Regions from separate parts of the Homo sapiens genome. Here region 2 is linked to region 1. A link is a contact called in ENCODE Hi-C or POLR2A ChIA-PET data. All regions are on one chromosome and are shown on one strand. Each heading gives the region's core, a stretch centred on a gene start or an enhancer-like site at or near the end of the contact. The rest is flanking DNA. Distances are from core to core; before and after follow the strand shown. Region 1 has its middle 61 kb from the start of TNRC6B. Region 2 has its middle 22 kb from the start of TNRC6B.

The links. Hi-C counts contacts between places; a loop is a spot of excess contacts on that map. ChIA-PET counts read pairs that join two places held with the same protein, here RNA polymerase II (POLR2A).
Region 2: a map of naive thymus-derived CD4-positive, alpha-beta T cell shows a loop between it and region 1 (1.9-fold over the local background). The contact joins two enhancer-like sites. A Hi-C loop is called at or near these places in 2 of 168 maps with a recorded cell type or tissue (breast epithelium and naive thymus-derived CD4-positive, alpha-beta T cell) and 1 of 37 single-sample maps with no recorded cell type. POLR2A ChIA-PET finds 5 or more read pairs at or near these places in 9 of 52 experiments (AG04450, BJ, CD8-positive, alpha-beta memory T cell and 6 more).

Annotation. Positions count from the first base shown.
Region 1 is chr22:40,114,738-40,118,847 of GRCh38, reverse strand. It overlaps a transcript of TNRC6B not described here. Among named protein-coding and RNA genes, the nearest start is that of TNRC6B, 61 kb to the left of the region's middle. Within about 2 kb of position 1,892, at least 2 of the 41 ENCODE cell types and tissues checked have a DNase peak (open chromatin) inside an H3K27ac peak, as active enhancers do.
Region 2 is chr22:40,153,946-40,158,055 of GRCh38, reverse strand. It overlaps a transcript of TNRC6B not described here. Among named protein-coding and RNA genes, the nearest start is that of TNRC6B, 22 kb to the left of the region's middle. Within about 2 kb of position 1,940, at least 8 of the 41 ENCODE cell types and tissues checked have a DNase peak (open chromatin) inside an H3K27ac peak, as active enhancers do.

The DNA.
Region 1 (4,110 bases), core at 643-3,142:
AGGCAGAAATAATGATTCCTTCCTCAGTGCCTCCAGTGGATCTTGTTTGAATTCTATTATGGGATCTGTAACACTTTATTGGATTTATTTACTCACATAGATTCCTCTATGTGATAAGGATTAGACTGTCAACCCCTTGATACCAGACGCTATATCTTGTTAATCTCTGTATTCAGTCTACTCAAAACTGTGTACCTGGCATTTAATATGTATTCAATAAATTTCTATGTAAGAATGACTGAATTAATCAATGACAGTGCTTTTTCTTTAAAATGCAATAGATATCAATTCAATAAACATTTACTGTGCCTCTATCACATGCCAGATGGTGCTGGGATACTGTGTTATGCTGGAATGAGCTGTGGCTTTGAAAATGTAGAACCGTTCTTCTTTGTCAGTTATTAGCTGTGTGGTCTTGGGCAAGTTATTTAACTTTCTAATCCTGATATTTTCATCCATAAAGCTGTGCAGGAAAAGGTGTTATAAAGACTAAATTAAACAATGTGTGTAGAACTCTTAGCAAGGTGTCTAAGAGCATTTTATCTTATTTCTCTATACTACTGAGGCTGAACTGGAGGTTCAAAAACCATAGGCCACACAGTATTTTGACCTTAGCAGTGGCTATGGTTATGGCTACTGTCTTCAGGTAAGTGGCTGTCTCTATAGAGACAAGGTGCATACACTAGGCACATAAGCCTAGCAAAGGGTTGGGGAGAAATTCATCATCAATTTATCATCCTACCCTGGACCCCTCATATTAGCTCATATTAGCAATCCTACCCTGGACCCCTCATATTAGCAAGTCCTATCATTTTTGCTTTCAAAATTTGTTTCTCAGATCCACCCACAATTCTTCATTTTCACTGCTGTCATCCTTTCTTGCTTGTGGGGGCCTCTTTTAGGCATTGAAAATAGGTTAGCTCCTTTCCAAGCAGTCTCAAAGGGTTTATATATTAGTAAAGGAGACAGATACAAATAAACAACTTTAATATAAAATATTGAATAATTTATTACTGTAATAACAACAGGTGCTCTTAGAATACAGATGAAAAAGAAATTCTGCCAAGGGAGTTTGGGAGAAGAAGATAACAGGAAAAATACAACAAGAAGAGTAGATAGTCACATTCTTCTCCCTGCTTCCAAGCTCTAAAAAGAGAAAAGCATCAACCAAGGCACAAAGCCACGAAAAAATACTATATATATATCTAGGGAAAAGAAAATGGTCCATTAAGGCTTACAGATAAGGATTCACTAAAAAAGCAACCAGAAATGTTGACTGGAATTAGGTTTGAAGGGATCTGTGGGACAACATCTGCAGCAACTGGATGCCATGAGGGCTGTTTAAGCAAAGGCATGACCTGAGTAAATCTATCATTCAGAAAGTGAACCCTGGCAGTAATGTGGACTACAGACCGCAGCAGGGAAAGGTGAGAGACAGAGACGCTAGGGGAACACTCACATAAAATTCACATAATCCTAATAACTAAGTTGTAGCTTTCTAGCATGAGGCACCAAATGTCAGTATCCATCTAAATACCAGTGCTTTTAAAAGGCACCTACCATATAGTAGGAAAGCAAGGGGCTGGTATGATGGTCACCTTAAAAATATCTTTCTGTAAGAACTTGGTAAAAGGGCAACAATGTTTTTGAAAAAGTACTTTTCTTCTTTTTAAGAAGACTATTGCCAATACATGGTAGATATATATTTTAAAAACTTACCTTTGACAGTACCTGGGGCAACACAAGCCCGTGAAGATGAGTCTAGGTTACATTCAGTGCAAAAAACCACAACCCTGAAAAGAGAAAAAAATCACTATGAACTGTATGCTCATAGCAAGATGCCACATGAAACAGTGGCACAGGCAGACTTGTGGAAATCCAGCTCCTCCTTTCACCAGCTATTGTTTCTAGGCCCGCAGCCCAACCCCTCAGAGCTCAGCTTCCTCAACCAACACTGGGAACAATAACAACACCTTCTTCATAGGGTTCTTTTGAAGTTTAAATGAAGTATGTGTAAAACTCTTAGTACAGGGCAGGATACCAAACACATGCTCAATAAAGGCAAGTGGTTATTAATATTAAGGCTTTGTACAATCAAGGGCATCACCCCCTACCCAGGTGTTTAGGTCAGACCCTGACATCCGTCATGAATTTCTCACCCAACCCCTCATATCAGCCCATCAGCAAGTCCTATCATTTCCTCTTTCAAAATCTGTTTCTCAGATCTACCCATAATTCTTCATTTTCACTGCTGTCCTTCTTGCTTGTTGGGGCCATTTCGCTGGTTCTCTGTTCCTACTCTTGCTCCTCCCCAATCCATTCCCCCATAATGGCTGGAACAGTCTCTTCAAAATCAATTCATAGCAAGTTGCTAGTAAATGCAGTAAATATTTTATTTATTCCATGATGGAATCTCTCTCTGAAATATATATTCATGTATTTGAATACAGAGATATAGGAATATATATTAAATGGCCAGCAACTTCATTTTACAATGAACAAACAAACGCAGAAGGAATGCTCCTCAAGGTTGGAGCTACCTATGTGTGTGTAGGTGCTCAAAGCAATGGCGAGCCCAGCAGAGGCTCATCTGGGACCAGCATCTACACCGCTGTCAGAAAGCTGGCACTATTTGGAAGTTGGCCCCTTAGTTTCACAGTCAACCCAATACTTCTGTCCAAGACAGCGTGCTCCATTCCCCACAGCTAGAGATTGTAAGTCAGGGCTTCAGCCCCACGTTAGAGCACAGTGCTGAGATGGTGCTGCAGGGAATCTGAAAGCACCTCACTGCCCTGCTATCTGTCGTCCCCTCTATTTGACTTACTTTATTTAATAGTGTTTGAATCAATACATCTCAGATGGAACTGTGATGAGAATTAGAAATATTTTGACTTGTCTCCCTATCTCCCTACTGTACACTGTATCACAGCAGTCTTTCTTGCTGAAGAGCAAATTTGACCTCTGGGTATCTCGCCACCTAAATTCAGTCAATAACTACCTTTAGGGTAAAATCCAAGGCCTCTCCAGACCCATTATCACTTCATGACTGCACAGTTTCCTTACTCACAACACACACATTAATGTCTGAGAGCCCTCTGCCTATTCCCTTCCCCTTTTCCTTTAGGTGTTATCTCCTAGAAATTTTCTGTATCCTCCCTGGTTGGACAAAGTGTTCCTCCTCCGAGATACACATTATATTGGTAATATCCACGGGTCCATTTTCTTCACTCAGCAGGAGCTCCTTGATAGCAAGGACCATGTCTGACACACCTTTGAATTTGGTATTGGGTAGAGTCCAATAAACATAAGCTGAACTGAATCCCAATGGGATCCCAGCAATTCAGTACTTGAATGTGGATGGGTCCCCTAATTAAATGCATTGGTAAAAATTGAAGTTAGCTGCAACCTCCAAGATGGGTCTGGCCCTTACAGAGAACTCGAGGCTACGTGGTTATGTCTGACCCTCAGCACTTCAGAGGACGACTGGATTCATTAATTTTTTGTCAACCGCAGAGACTATCAAGAGAATAACACTAATTTTTAGTTCCCTATTCTGATTAAAGTTTCCCGCTTAGGTTAAAACACAGCCTCTTCTCTGGATCTATCATTAGTCCAAATAGTGTGCCAACCCTGTAAAGTTGTTCATTACATGTCTCCTTAACAGACAAGGCTAGAAAGAGACCATGTCACTCAGTCCCTAGCCTGCTTGGCAGTGAGTCTCAGACACTGCCTGTATTCAGAAGGGAGGGGAAAAAAAGAATTAAGGTAGAGGACAGGTAGGCTAGGGAAACTGAGCAGTTTTCCAAGTACTCTTGAATCCAGGTTTTACAGAACAGCTGCATTACTTTCTCTGCCAGGCTGTGAACCTCTGTATCAGGTACACACGTATTCAAAATAAACATAAAAATTAATTATAAAATCAACATTTGAAATTATCTAGTTGAAGTTACCTACAGCACTATTTTCCTTCCAAGGTATAAATAGCGGCAAATTCCTCCACAACTGCTTTGAAATGCTCAGAACTACACGGTAATCCTACCATCTGATCAGGTACAGCTGCAGCAGTAAAACTGTGAACCACTCCAGTTTTCTCTCTTCTCTTTCAGAGCA
Region 2 (4,110 bases), core at 691-3,190, 39 kb before region 1:
ACTCCCTCTTATTCATGAGACTTTGATTTTGACAACTGCAGTTTTACTAACAACAGTATTTTTCAAGAGCATAGCTTCCAAGGATGGCAAAGGGTGTGAGAGAGTCGGTAAGATCTGGGTTCAAATCTAAATTGCATTTCAAGCTGCATTACCATGGGCAAGTTACCTACCCTGATCTCTGAGTGAAATGGAGATGAAATGGTGTAATGAGTGGAAATGACAGAGTAAAACATATTTAAGCAAAGTACCTTGTGCACAGAAAACCCTCGACAAATGGAGTTATAATTTTTATATGACAGACCTTTGACCAGAGTGTGGGGGTGGAGGGCTGTGCAGTGGACACGGAGAAAAGCACCTGAAGTGTTTCTCTTGTCATTCTACTGGGACTAGATGTCTGGCATTCTAATTTGCTAAAGATGAATTGATTCCATCAGCCCATGCAAAATGTAAGTGCATTTGATAGAATACAGCAAAGCTAGGATTTATATTGTGAGCTATTTTTAAAATTGCCTGGTTAGCAAATTAAACCAGCTGTGAAAATATCCTGGTTTCCATTCACAACAAATACAAGACGAGCCATTTTCCTTTAATGAATCTGGCCTCGTGGCAGCATAGTCCATTCTGCATAATTTATTCCTAAGGGTTTTAAAGACATAATTTTCTTAAGACAGACCAAAATTAAACTATTTTCTAGGAAAAAAAATATGAATGAGAGAAGTTTCTCTGTATAGATTTTTGGTAAATTCCATAATCACTGGCCCATTCAATTTAGGAGACTAATGTCTGAATAAAAAATAGTAGTTATGTCAGTACTTTAAGCAGTCTTAACTGTTTTTCCTTTAAAAGGGCATATGAAAAACCAGTCTGCTCTGCAACACAATTTTTCACATTCTATGACGGAGAGAGGAAAAAAATTCACTCACTGCTATCAAAAAGCTACCCAACAGACTCCCAACTTCAGGTTTAAAACCAATCACCCCTGGCTGGGCACGATGCCTCACACCTGCAATCCCAGCACTTTGGGAGGCCGAGGCAGGCAGACCACCTGAGGTCAGGAGTTCAAGAGCAGCCTGACTAACATGGTGAAACCCCATCTCTACTAAAAATAGAAAAATTAGCTAGGTGTGGTGGCGGGCAACTGTAGTCCCCGCCACCACACCTAGTCCTATTTAGGAGGCTGAGGAAGGAGAATTGCTTGAACCCAGGAGGCGGAAGTTGCAGTGAGCCCAGATTGCACCACTGCACTCCAGCCTGGGTGACAAGAGTGATACTCCGTCTCAAGAAAAAAAAAAAAAAAAAACCAACAACAAACCAATTACCCCTTAAGGAGTTAGGGGAGAGATCCTGAATTATTTGGAATGTTGGCTAAGTTATATTATTTATAATTCCTGTTCCTTTAGAGAAACAATTTGTTATTTAAACAAAGATCAGCAGTGTAAATAACCAAATGGAATAGAATTTCAGAAAGTACCATTCAAATAAATTCACACTTAGATTGCAGGGAAATGGTCTATTAGTTTAGTTCACTTCAGAAAGACAATACTGAGAAAAGGATGTACCATTTTATACTTTCTTTGGAAATCAACCAAACAGAATTAGTTCAATTTGGAACATACTGAGCCTTAAAGCCTTTGCTACAACATAACATAAATTTTGATTAGGCGAGTGTGAAAAACTGTAACGCTAACTTTCTTGTCCTTCTAGTTAGTTGGTCTATAAATAGAAGCAATGCATTAACAGCCACCAAAGCAACTGGTGAGTTCCCCAATGTCTCCAACGTATACATCTCTGACAAACACGCTTATCAGCATGTTGAACCAAAGTGTTTCCGAGGATCTGTAATAGGACTCTTTTTAAATAAACTGTGACTCACTGTTTGCTTTCTTCACCAGGAGGTGGAGTCTTGCCATGCCCTTCCATTACAAAATCCTCCTGTTCCACCTGCAAAGGCAAGCACCACAGGTCAGCAGCAGTCAGTAACTACAATGCGACTCACTCCAAGAACCCACACCTGCCCTGTGCAGAACCACAGGGCCGTTTCACTGTGGTGCACAGAACAGAAGCCTGGGCCAATGGTTTTCAAACTTCTCCTTGAGTGATTAGATCTGCAGAAAAAAGGAAACATGTTGATCGGCAAAACACATAACTCTGACAAAGGATTAGCATCTAGAATATAAAAGAACGGTGATGAATCAATGAGACAAAGACAACCTACTAGAAAAATCTGCAAATAACCAAGCAGGAATTTCACTGAAGAGAACACATAAACAGTTTCTAAACATATGAAAAGATGTTCAATCTTATGTCAGTCAAGAAAATGCAAATTAAAACCATTTCACAACTACTAGGTTGGCTAAAATTAAAGTCAGGTAATACCAAGTGTTGACAAGGGTATGCAGCAATAGCAACTCTTATCCACTCCTAGTGGGAGGGAAAACTGGTATAGCTACTTTGAAAAGCAGTTTTGTCAGCCAGGCAGGGTGGCTCACGCCTGTAATCCCAGCACTTTGGGAGGCCAAAGCGGGCAGATCATGAGGTCAGGAGATCAAGACCATCCTGGCCAACATGGTGAAACTCCGTCTCTACTAAAAATACAAAAATTAGCTGGATGTGGTGGTGTGCGCCTTTAGTCCCAGCTACTCAGGAGGCTGAGACAGAAGAATTGCTTGAACCTGGGAGGCAGAGGTGGCAGTGAGCCGAGATCACGCCACTGTACTCCAGCCTGGGCGACAGAGCAAGACTCCGTCTCCCCCAACAACAACAACAACAAAAAGTTTGCATTATCTATTACATTTGAAGATGCATTTACTGTACACATTAGTAACTGCACTTACTTATAGGTATATACCTAGAGAAGCTTTTGCACATATACAAAAGTATTTATAGTGGAATTATTTTTAACAGAAAAAAATAGAAGAATAAACATCTGTCAACAGTAAAACAGATAAATAGGCTATGGTGTTTTCAGAAAATAGAATACTATATTGCATGAAAATGAATGAACTACAGCTACACACCTCAATCTGGGTGAGTTACAAAAAGGTAATCAAGTGAAGGAAGCAAGTCACAAAAGAATGCATATGTAGTATGATTCTATAAATATCAAGTCCAAATATATATATATTTTAGAGCAAATTGAAGCAGAATATATATATATATGTATATATATATATATATATATATATATATATATATTTTTTTTTTTTTTTTTTTTTGAGATAGAGTCTTGCTCTGTTGCCCAGGCTGGAGTGCAGTGGTGCGATCTCGGCTCACTGCAAGCTCTGCCTCCCAGGTTCACACCATTCTCCTGCCTCAGCTTCCCCAGCAGCTGGGACTACAGGTACCCGCCACTATGCTCAGCTAATTTTTTTGTATTTTTAGTAGAGATGGGGTTTCACCGTGTCAGCCGGGATAGTCTCGATCTCCTGATCTCGTGATCCACCTGCCTCGGCCTCCCAAAGTGCTAGGATTACAGGCGTGAGCCACCACGCCCAGCCAGAAAATATGTATTTTTAACCATATGTATGTACATATAGGCATACATACGTATATACATGCTTTTATTTTATTATTTATTTATTTATTTATTTTTGAGATGGAGTCTCGCCCTGTCACCCAGGTTGGAGTGCAATGACGTGATCTTGGCTCACTGCAACCTCCACCTCCCAGGTTCAAATGATTCTCCTGCCTCAGCCTCCCGAGTAGCTGGGATTACAGGCGCCTGCCACCACGCCCAGCTGATTTTTGTATTTTTTTAGTAGAGACAGGGTTTCACCATGTTGGCCAGGATGGTCTCGATCTCCTGACCTCGTGATCCACCCGTCTTGGCCTCCCAAAGTGCTGGGATTACAGCAGTGAGCCAATGCGCCCAGCCCATGCTTTTATATTTAAAGATATAAAGAAAAGGCTGAGGGCTATGGCATGACCCTGTAAGTCCCAGCTACTTCGGGGGACAGAGGCAGGAGAATCAATTGAGCCTAGGAGTTCAAGACTGTAGCGCTCTATGATCACACCTGTGAATAGCCACTGCACTCCAGTCTGGGCAACACAGCGAGACCCTAAGTCTTAAAAAAAAATAAAGAAAGCCAATAATTTCTTAATATTAATATT